2 separate regions of the Homo sapiens genome follow, and region 2 is linked to region 1. Evidence: read pairs that join two places in POLR2A ChIA-PET (ENCODE). Cell type or tissue: PC-3. All regions are shown on one strand. Links, peaks and the distances in the headings refer to the core of each region. The heading gives the core; the rest is flanking DNA. Region 1 overlaps DNMT3B (DNA methyltransferase 3 beta). Region 2 overlaps NOL4L (nucleolar protein 4 like).

What was found. Peaks named below come from ENCODE experiments on the same cell type or tissue, not always from the same donor. Only the 100,000 strongest peaks of a DNase experiment are listed, where the experiment ranks them.
Region 2: POLR2A ChIA-PET joins it to region 1 with 24 read pairs; 4 of 35 experiments call an interaction of 5 or more read pairs at or near these places.

What each region holds. Positions count from the first base shown.
Region 1 is chr20:32,773,862-32,779,230 of GRCh38, forward strand. The region is part of intron 1 of DNMT3B (DNA methyltransferase 3 beta); the gene reads left to right. Among named protein-coding and RNA genes, the nearest start is that of DNMT3B, 14 kb to the left of the region's middle. RefSeq lists enhancers at 1-555, 1,261-1,966, 3,614-4,162, 4,198-4,699, 4,565-4,694 and 1 more. In PC-3, for the core only: CTCF peaks have their summits at 4,763 (motif pointing left) and 4,968 (motif pointing left); DNase peaks (open chromatin) are centred at 3,050 and 4,770; H3K27ac peaks cover 286 bases.
Region 2 is chr20:32,495,846-32,501,214 of GRCh38, forward strand. The region is part of intron 4 of NOL4L (nucleolar protein 4 like); the gene reads right to left. Among named protein-coding and RNA genes, the nearest start is that of NOL4L-AS1, 63 kb to the right of the region's middle. RefSeq lists an enhancer at 1,100-1,616. In PC-3, for the core only: no CTCF peak of the experiment used is centred there; no DNase peak of the experiment used is centred there.

The DNA of each region.
Region 1 (5,369 bases), core at 260-5,259:
TGAGCCCAAGCTCAAGCCTTGGCCTCCTAAAGTGGTGGTATTAACAGGCATGAGCCACTGCGCCCGGCAGTGGTTTTTTTTTTTTTTTTTTTTTTTTTTACGCTTTCCTGTAAATCTGATGTTTTCTGGAATTTAGGGTAAGTTCCTTATCAGACAGAGCAAAAGCACAGTACTGGGACCTTGTGTTCTGTCATGTGTTCTGCTGCCGCCGCCAGTGTGGACAGCCTGAGTCTGGCCCCCTTTCCTTTGGATGTGCTGTCCCTGCTGCCTGGATCCTTCCCGCTCTCTACTTCACCTAGGTGTGGTGTCCCTCCCTGGGCTTACTTACTGCATTGTTTTATGGTGTCTTTTTTTTCTTTTTTTTTTGAGACGGAGTCTCGCTCTGTCACCTAGGCTGGAGTGCAGTGGTGCTATCTCCGCTCACTGCAAGCTCTGCCTCCCAGGTTCACACCATTCTCCTGCCTCAGCCTCCGGAGTAGCTGGGACTACAGGTGCTCACCACCATGCCCGGCTAATTTTTTGTGTTTTTAGTAGAGACGGGGTTTCATCATGTTAGCCAGGATGGTCTCGAGCTCCTGACCTCGTGATCTGCCCACGTCGGCCTCCCAAAGTGCTGGGATTACAGACCTGAGCCACCGCGCCTGGCCTTTTTTTTTTTTTTTTTTTTTTAGATTCAAGAAGTACATGTGCTTGTTTGTTGCATGGGTTTATTACTTACTGGTGGGGATTGGGCTTCTGGTGTATCCATTACCGAAAGAGTGAACGTTGTACCTGATAGGTGATTTTTCAACCCTTGCTCCTTCCCATCCTCCCGTCTTTTTGGGGTCTCCCATGTCTTGTCTTGTCTTGTCTTGTCTTTTTTCTTTTCTATTTTGAGATGGAGTCTCCCCCTTGTCGCCCAGGCTGGAGTACAGTGGCACGATCTCAACCTCACTGCAACCCCCGCCTCCCGGGTTCAAGTGATTATCCTGCCCAGCCTCCTGAGTAGCTGGGATTACATGCGCCCACCACCACGACCGGCTAATTTTTTTTTGTATTTTTAGTAGAGACTGGTTACACCATGTTGGTCAGGCTGGTCTCGAACTCCTGGCCTCAAGTGATCAACCCGCTTCAGCCTCCCAAAGTGCTGGGATTACAAGCGTGAGCCACCGCGCCTGGCCTAATTTTTTTATTTTTAGTAGAGATGGGGTTTCACCATGTTGGCCAGGCTGGTCTTGAACTCCTGACCTCGGGTGGTCCACCTGCCTCAGCCTCCCGAAGTGCTGGGATTACAGGCTTGAGCCACTGCACCTGGCCCTAGATTTCTCTAACATAGGCTGTGGAGGTGGAATTTTTATTTATTTTTTCTTTAAATCAATACTCTCCACTGAATGTAGGATTTTAGTTTTTAATTTTTTACTGCACCCCAGGGGTTGGGGCAGATACCAAAGTGACCCCCCTTCCTGCATTGTGAGGTTTAATTAATGCAATTAACATTTACGAAGTGCTCTGAAACAGCTCTGCTGCTGGTATCAGCCTGGAGGAAGTGAGTGACATCAGTTCTCAGCATTACTGCTGGGTTGGGGCGAGTCCCTGAGCCTCCTCTGAGTCTAATTGGGGGTTGCCACCTACCCCTCTGTCTGCCACATTGCATTTGAGTACATCTGACCTGGTTCAGTCGGGGCACAGGCACCCTGCTGCACTAATGAGGAAGGCCCCTCGGGGAGAAGCTTGTGGGTGGGCCCACCCAGCACTGCTGCCCACTCTGAATCACACGCTGGACCCCAGCCTCTGGGAAAGGGTCAGAGTTCACCTCTCATCACAAGGTTAGGCAGCCACCTCCTGTGAAGGGAAACGCTCAGCTGGTATATCATGTCCCAGCCACGAAGCTCCCTTCATCCCTGGGATGGGTGATGCATTCATTGTTCATAACTTCTGTAATTCTTGTCTGTCTTGTCTCAGTTACGGCAATTCCAGGCACGTGCCCTGGATTGCCTGGGCATGAGATTTGGCACTGCCACTTCTCTGGGTGACTTAACTCATCTGAGTCTGTTGAAGGCAGGGGGATAATAAGACCTGCCCCAGGATGGGGTGGGGGTTAAAGGAGGTGGCAGACAGGCTGGGTGCAGTGGCTCACGCCTGTAATCCCAGGCCAAGGCGAGTAGATCACCTGAGGTCAGGAGTTTGAGACCAGCCTGGCCAACATGGTGAAACCACGTCTCTTCTAAAAATACAAAAATTAGCCAGGCATGGTGGTGCAAGTCTGTAATCCCAGCTACTCGGGAGGCTGAGGCAGGAGAATCGCTTGAACCCGGGAGGTGGAGGTTGCAGTGAGCCGAGATCGCGCCACTGCACTCCAGCCCAGGTGACAGAGACTTGATCTTAAAAAAAGAAAAAAAAAAAAAAATCCATGGTGGTAGACAGTGTTCAGCCTACAGTAAGTAGGGCCCTGGGAACTGTTAGCTACTTAATGTTACAGTGGCAGTGTGGGATGATGCAGTTCTAAATCCAGCATGTCTGCCACTCTGGATAGGTCATATTAGATAAAGCAGTTGGCTTGTGATGGGGGCCATGTTATCTGGAAATGCCAGCCTTGAATCATGAAGTCAGTGAGATACATAGAAAAGAGGTGGGGGAGATTTGTATCCACTGGTACACACCTGATGCTAATTTAATTTCTCTTGTCCTGATTCTAAGAACATGTAGTTAAATTTGTATGTTATTTACTTTCCCTATATATTGATCAAGGAGGTAGTATGTCAGTCTCTGTCTTGGTTTCTCCATCTGCAAAACAGGAATAACAGTACTTACCACATTTAAAGGTTAAATGAGTTAAGATAAGTAAAGCCAAAACAGTGCCTGACACATAGTAACACTGAAAAAAAGATGACCTTATTGGGGGGATTTTTATATATTTATATATGTGGGAAGAAAGGCCTAGGAGAGAAGCTTTTATTCCTGGATTTTGAGCTGTGGGTTTTGAGGTCTGAGAAAGGAAGCAGGAGGTGTAGGGAGTTGGGGAGGGCTTCCAGGCTGAGAGAACACAGCAGCACATGCCTCGAGGCTAGATTGTCTTGGCCTGCGTGTAGACTGAAGCGGGGTGGGGGAGGAACTGAGCTGGGCATCTTTAGTCATGGGTGCAGGTTCTGAAGTTGGTGTGCGCTGTCTACACAGCTGTGGCTATAAGGCAATGAGGGTAGTTAATTTCACTACAAACGTAGGGTCGTGATAAAAACAGAAGGAATTTTAAATGAAATCACATTGAATTATGCAACGAGAAGAAAGCATATATAAGTGCTCAGCTTGCTCCTGGGGGACACCCAGGTAGCTAGTGCCATTTATTGTGGGTTTTCTTCCTGGACTGTCTCTCCAGTACCCACAGGTCTTGTTCTAGGGGCTTGAGGCTTTTCCTGAATGTTGAGATATGGGTTTTGGAAGGTGTGCTGCCCACACGTTGGGTAGGCTGGTGGCCAGTTGGCACTGCTGAGGCCCTGGGGGAAGGCCCAGGGTGGTTAATCATTGTCAGCCTGGGTCTGTCTAGGAGGTGAGACTCCTGTCTGGCTTCTTGTTGACCCAGTTAGGGCCTGTCTGAGGAATGGGGTTCAATGTTGCCTGCGAAACCCAGCACACATTAGAACCCCAGGCCCTGGATGAAGGCGAAGGAGGTCACATCCTTCACTCCAGGCCTCTGGTCTGCTACCAGCTCCTGGCCACAAACAAACCCTGTGTGTCCTCCCCCCAGAGCACTTTGGGGAGGTGGACCCTCCTGGAGACACCAGGTACACCAGGTAGCCCCACCTCCCACTCTATGCCAGGCCCACTAGGTTACTTAGTTCACTGATTTGGCCTGAGGTGAAACGCTTGAAATTAATGATTATTCTGAACCGACACCGCAGCAGCTTTCCTGGGATTCTGACTGCTTTGTCTCATAGGAACTGGCCATAGGTCAGCCAGCCTGTTCTTCCGGGTCAGGGCTTGGGAGAAAAAGGGCTGAGAAGCAGCTGATTGGTCTGATTCAGGCACGTCCCTTGTCCTTGGTAGGGGAAATTCCTTAACAGGTGCTGATACACACTCTGGATCATGTGAAGCACAGAAAGCCTATGTGTTATGTATCAGCGCACATGTTTATAATCTGAACAATGCTGCTTTAACATGCATATTAATCACCTAGGCATGACTTGTGTGTGTTAAAATGTCTTGTGAAAATCCCGCTTCAGGCCGGGTGTGGTGGCTCACGCCTGTAATCCCAGCACTTTGGTAGGCTGAGGTGGGCAGATCACGAGGACAAGACATCGAGACCATCCTGGCCAACATGGTGAAACCTGTCTCTACTAAAAATACAAAAATCAGCTGGGCGTGGTGGCGCATGCCTGTAATCCCAGCTACTCAGGAGGCTGAGGCAGGAGAATCGCTTGAACCTGGGAGGCAGAGGTTGCGGTGAGCTGAGATCGTGCCATTGCATTCCAGCCTGGCGGAGGTCGCACCACTGCACTGCAGCCTGGCGACAGAGGGAGACTCTGTCTCAAAAAAAAAAAAAATGAAAACCCTGCTTCAGGACATCTAGCTTAGTGGTGGAGATTTCTCCAGCCAGCTCCCACTTCCAACAGTTCTTCCAAGCAGCTCTCAGTTCATGGTACTGTAGCCTGCGTGGCTCCTGGGCCACACAGGGAGTAGCAGCAGAGGTCCAGTTGCCCCATGCCATGGGCAGGTGCAGGGTCTGGAATTGGGAGCTCTCACCACAGATTGCACCTCTGCCTGGGGGCGCCACTGGGCTCATCAGACTGAGCTCACGGTGCCCCCTGGTGGGCGATGCCAGTGGCGCCAGTGCAGCTTGGAGCCCGCAATACAAGGTGTGGCTTCTAGAAGGTACCCTGGTTTGAGATGCTGAGGTGGGAGGATCCCTTGAGGCCAGGAGTTTGAGGCCAGCCTGGGCAACATAGCCAGACTCTGTTTCTACAAAAAATTAGCCACACCTGGTGGCACACACCTGTGGGCCCAGCTGGAGGATCACTGAAGCCCTGGGAGTTGAAGCCTACAGGGAGCCGTGATCACGCCACTGCACTCCAGCCTGGGTGACCAAGTGAGACCCTGTCTCTAAGATAGATGGATGGATGGATGGATGGATGGATGGATGGATGGACAGATAGAAGATAAACTGCGAGGCTAGCACGGGTTGTCTGGCAGGGGCTGGTATGTCTCCACGATGGAGCCCGAGGCAGGGAGGCCCGGTGCATATGGCAGCAGCTTATTGGGGAAGCTTTTCCCAGGCACGGTTCCAGGACACAAGGGTGTGGTGTGAGTGACCTGGAGCTGTTTGTGGTTCAGGGATGGGGGCCTGGAGGTCTCATTATGCCTAGGCTTTTATAATATTTTTGCCAACCAAAGGTGGA
Region 2 (5,369 bases), core at 111-5,110, 280 kb before region 1:
ACTCAGGAGGCTGAGGTGGGAGAATTGCTTGAGCTCAGGAGGTCAAGGCTGCAGTGAGCTGTGATCATATCACTGCACCCCAATAAAAGAAGTTAGATGACTCGTGGGGCAGAGGCACACCTAGAACCAGAGTCGCTGGACTCCCTCTCAGGTGCTCATCTCCACTTTCGACCTGAGACAGGCCCAGGTCCCTGCCCTGCTTCCCTCTGGCAGAGAAAGATCACCACTAGGCTTCACATCACAACACATGTGCACCCGGCTGGCAGGCCCTGGGAGAGCTGCCTTTGAAGACGGCTCCCAGGCATAGCTCCCCCTTACTCCTCTATCTGAGCCCCACTGCTGTTCCTACCCCAGGGTCTTTGCATGTGCTGTCTCCTGTGCCTGGAAAGCCCTCCCACTTCATCTCTGCAGGGCTGGCCACTTCTCACCATTCAGGCCTTGGCTCGGATGCTGCCTCTTCAGAGAGGCCTTCTTGCCCTGAGGCACAGTCTGTCATCTTACTCTATTTTAATTATCTACCCCAAATTTCCTCCTTTTGCATATTTTTTTATATTGCCTTGTTTATCATCTCCAGGCCTGTGAGCTCCTAGGGATGGGTACCTTATCTGTCTCATTCACTGTGGTATCTTCCGTGCTTGGAATGACCTCCAGCATGTAGTAGGAACCTCGGAAATGATTTTTGAGTGAAGGAAGGAAGAAATTTCTTTCTTTCTTTTTTTTTTTTGAGAGAGTTTCACTCTTGTTGCCCAAGCTGGAGTACAGTGGCATGATCTCAGCTCACTGCAACCTCTGCCTCCCAGGTTCAAGTGATTCTTCTGCCTCAGCCTCCCGAGTAGCTGGAACTACAGGTGCCTGCCACCACAGCTGGCTAATTTTTTGTATTTTTAGTAGAGACAGGGTTTCATCATGTTGGCCGGGCTGGTCTCGAACTGACCTCAGGTGATCCACCCGCCTCAGCCTCCCAAAAAGTGCTGGGATTACAGGCATGAACCACCACACCTGGCCTAGGAAATTTCTTTAAAACTACATAATGCTGTGTTGCAGGGAGGACAAGGGTCTGGTCGGCCGTGAGCAGCAGCTGTGCTGTGTGCCTCTCAGTCTGAATAGGGGTCGGGGAGCTACCCGCCTGCCGGGATCCACACCCAGTCACCCCGAGCAAAACAAAGCAGACAGCACAAATTCACAAAGCAATACTGTGCCCTCCTACCCTCAAAAAAAAAAAAAAAAAAAAAGCCCGATAATGAGGTAAACACAATCATGACCAGGAAAAAGCTTGGCCATGCTTCTTCCAGTCCACCCAAAGCCATTATCTCTAATTGATCTCCAGACATCAGCTGCTGAAGCGTCTGAAACCCTCCTGCACCCTCCAGGTCTGGTTACAAAGCCCTGGCCCACCCACCCGCCCCATGGAGTCAGGTCTCCTGGAGCTGCTCTTTGCTGGGGGTGACAGGGCCTATCTGGGCCCCACATGAAAAGGACCCATCAGGCTGACAAGAGTCAGGGTGGGTCAAGAACCTGTGTAAAAGTCACAACCACTAAATGCTCAGCTGCCAGGGGGCTGAGCTGCCTGAGTTTCAGTGCCTTAAGTAGAAGGCTTGACAAAGCCATCAGGGGTCCCGCATTCAAAATAAAAAGCAAGGAAAACCAGGGACGGCTGCAGAAAAGCACCCTGCCCAAAATATCCCACTAGTTCTGGGTGAAAGAGGCACCCAAAAGCTGGAGTGAGGAGTTTAGTTGCAAAACGGAACGGGACTTAGCCACAAGATCACGAATCCCTTCTGGGTCTTGGTTAGGCTGTGGCGGTCACAAGGGCAGCCATCAGTACAGGGACCATCTGGATGTTTTGAGCTGCTCCTTCCTGGCCCAGCCCAGGAAAGACGTCTCCTTTCCTGTTAGGTCTCTCTTGTCCTTAGAAACAGACCGGAGTCAGCTCCCTGGGCTGCCTGGCAGGGGTGTTTTACTGCCAGAGCTCTGACAGGACAGAGCCACTTCCCCCCTTCATTCATGGACGCCCAGGTAGCAGCTCCTGACCTGTGCAAGCTTTTCCCTTGACACACACAAAGCGTCCCGAGGCCAGCCCTGCATGCAGTATTGCTGCTTATGGCACCAGGCAGCTCTCCTGCTTGCACCAGTAAATTACGAGTGCTTCCTGCATTTTTTCCCCCAGATAATAAAGTTGAAAGGCCACCTTGGCATTCTCGCATTTGTAGGGGTGGAGGTCTGCAGCCCGGAAGGGGCTCGAGCCTCAAGGAGCTGCTGGGGACAATGAGCTGTTCAGGTTCGGGGTATCTGCCAACCCCACCAGACACTGGCTCTCCAGACAGGGTGGTGGCTGTTTTCCACTTTCCCACACAGCTTCAGGGAAGTGAGAGGAAAGAAAAGACACAGACCTCTCCCAGCTCAGGTTGCCCTCACAAAACAGAGGAAATGCTCATTTTCTGTGAGAATTTGGAAATTGTAGTAAGTTTCTAGAAAGCACCCCAGGATGTTCAAGAACATATACTGATTGCAAAAATAATGTCCCATAACAAAAGATGTTTGACAATGAGCTTTTCACGCCTCTCTCTGTTCTCTTAAAAAAAAAAAAAGCTTTCTGATAAATCATTCCCTCTCAAGTTTAGAAATGCCCTATTTTCACAGGGCATGGTGGCTCATGCCTGTCATTCCAGCACTTTAGGAGGCCAAAGTGGGAGGATCGCTTGAGCCCAGGAGTTCAAGACCAGCCTGGGCAACACGTGAAGCCCCATCTCTATAAAAAGTGCAAAAAATTAGCCAGGTGTGGTGGTGTGTGCCTGTAGTTCCAGCTACTCGGGAGGCTGAGGTGGGAGGATCACTAGAGCCTGGGAAGTCGAGGCTGCATTGAGCTGTGATTGCACCACTGCACTCTACCCTGGGCAACGGGAGTGAGACCCTGTCTCAATAAAAAAAAAAAAAAAAAAAAAGAAATGCACTATTTTCTTTGGGAGGCCCAGAAGTTCAAGATCAGCCTGGGCAACAAAGTGAAGCACTGTTTCTACTTAAAAAATTTTTGTGTTTGTTTGTTTTTGAGGCAGAGTCTTGGTCTTGCTCTGTTGCCTAGGCTGGAGTGCAGTGGTGCAATCTCAGCTCACTGCAACCTCTGCTTCCCAGGTTCAAGTGATTCTCCTGCCTCAACCTCCTGAGTACCTGGGATTACAGGCTCCTGCCACCACGCCAGCTAATTTTTGTATTTTTAGTAGAGACGGGGCTTCACCATGTTGGTCAGGCTGGTCTCAAACTCCTGGCCTTGTGATCTGCCCACCTTGGCCTCCCAAAGTGCTGGGATTACAGGCGTGAGCCACTGCTCCTGGCCAAAAAAAATTTTTTTTTAAATAAATGCCCTATTTTGCATGATACCATTTTAGGAGGATGGGGAATGCTGTGCTGTCCATGTTTAGAGCCCCCCGATCCTGACACTGGGCTCATGGTGCTCCTGGTTCTCAGTCCACCTCTGTTTGTCAGTGAACAAAGAGGCCTGGGATAAAGTGTCTTCACATAATGCTCATGTGGTCAGATCAGTGGTGCTGCTGCAGTATTTTTCCTCCACCAAAAAGCGGATACAAACATTTTTAGGCATTAAAGAAACAATTTTTGGCTGGGTGTGGTGGCTCATGCCTGTAATCCCAGCACTTTGGGAGGCTGAGGCAGGCAGATCACTTGAGGCCAGGAGTTTCAGACCAGCTTGGCCAACATGGTGAAACCCCATCTCTACTAAAAATGCAAAAATTAGCCGGGCATGGTGGCAGGCATCTGTAGTCCCAGCTACTCAGTCAGCTGAGGCAGGAGAATTGCTTGAACCTGGGCAGCGGAGGTTGTAGTGAGCCAAGATTTTGCGACTGCACTCTAGCCTGGGCAACAGAGGGAGACCTTGTCTCAAAAAAAAAAAAAAAAAAAAAAGGAACAATTATTTTTTTCAAAGTAATGCCTTTTTTCAAGCCAGCAAAACTTTTAAAAAGAAAGCCAACAAAAGAGGAACAATTCCTACTAGATATTAAAACATATGATAAAGTTTTCACACTTAAAACAGTTTGGTAGCTGCTACATGAATAGTCAAGGAGCCCAGTGGACCAAACAGAAGTAGATTCTGTTTTGGATGGAAACTTAGTAAGTTTTAAAGGTGTCATCTCAAATCAGTGGGGGAAAATGGAGTATTTAACAAATGATGCTGAGACAAAAGGGTTAAGCGGAATCTGTATCTCAGAATACGTCAGCATAAGCTCCAAATGGATCAAAGATTAAATATAAAAAATGAAAATAAAAACATGTATGCTTTTTGCTCTGTCAGCTGGAAGAGCCTGCAAGAAAGGATACTTCAGTACCAATGGGCACACATAGTGCCCAGATCTTGTTTTTTTGTTTTGTTTTATACAAAATATATAGAGATGAGGTTTGCCCAGGCTGGTCTTGAACTCCTGAACTCAAGAGACCCTTCTGCCTTGGCCTCCCAAAGTGTTGGGATAATGGGTGTAAGCCACCATGCCCAGCCAGATTTTTTTTTTTTTTTTTTTGAGACGGAGTCTTGCTTTCTTGCCCAGGCTGGAGTGCAGTGGCACAATCTCGGCTCATTGCAAGCTCCGCCTCCCGGGTTCATGCCATTCTTCTGCCTCAGCCTCCCAAGTAGCTGGGAGTACAGGCGCCTGCCACCACGCCCAGCTAATTTTTTTGTATTTCTTTCTTTTTTTTTTTTTTTTTTACTAGAGACATGGTTTCATCGTGTTAGCCAGGATGGTCTCGATCCGATATTTTGGTTTTTAATATGGTTTTCCAATAAAAGGAATCAGAGCTCCTTGGAGAAATCACTGATTCCAGGATTGGGGCAGGAAATATGCAAGATGAGCCTGGAGTCTTACAGTGCCAGAAAGCAAAGAAGCACTAAAAAACAAGAAACGAACAAACAAAAACCCCAAACACCAATGAGGTATGGCAAAAGAGCACAGGAAACAACTGAAAAAGCTCCAATGGCCAAAGCTAGAACAATTTGTACAACAAAATGAAGAAGTATTGAATGATCATCAAAGCATAAAATAAACAGCTATGAGTCTCGACTTCTATAAATGGCTGAATAAATTAATAAGTGGGGGAGGAGAAACAAATCTCCTATGCATAAGCAATCTAAATAATTTACGTTGATAATTCACCCTAAAAAAGGCAGAACATGACTCCCCACTCTTCAGGTGTGGGCTGCACACGGTGCCTTCCTTCCCAAGTGCACAGTGTGGAAAGAGGGAAAAGTCACTTGACAGGAGAGAAACCTGACAACCAATATCTCAACCAGGTGTGATCAAGGCCAATGGCAACAGTCCTAAATCATGTTGATATTATGGACCCTTAACAGGATGTGATGAAAATGA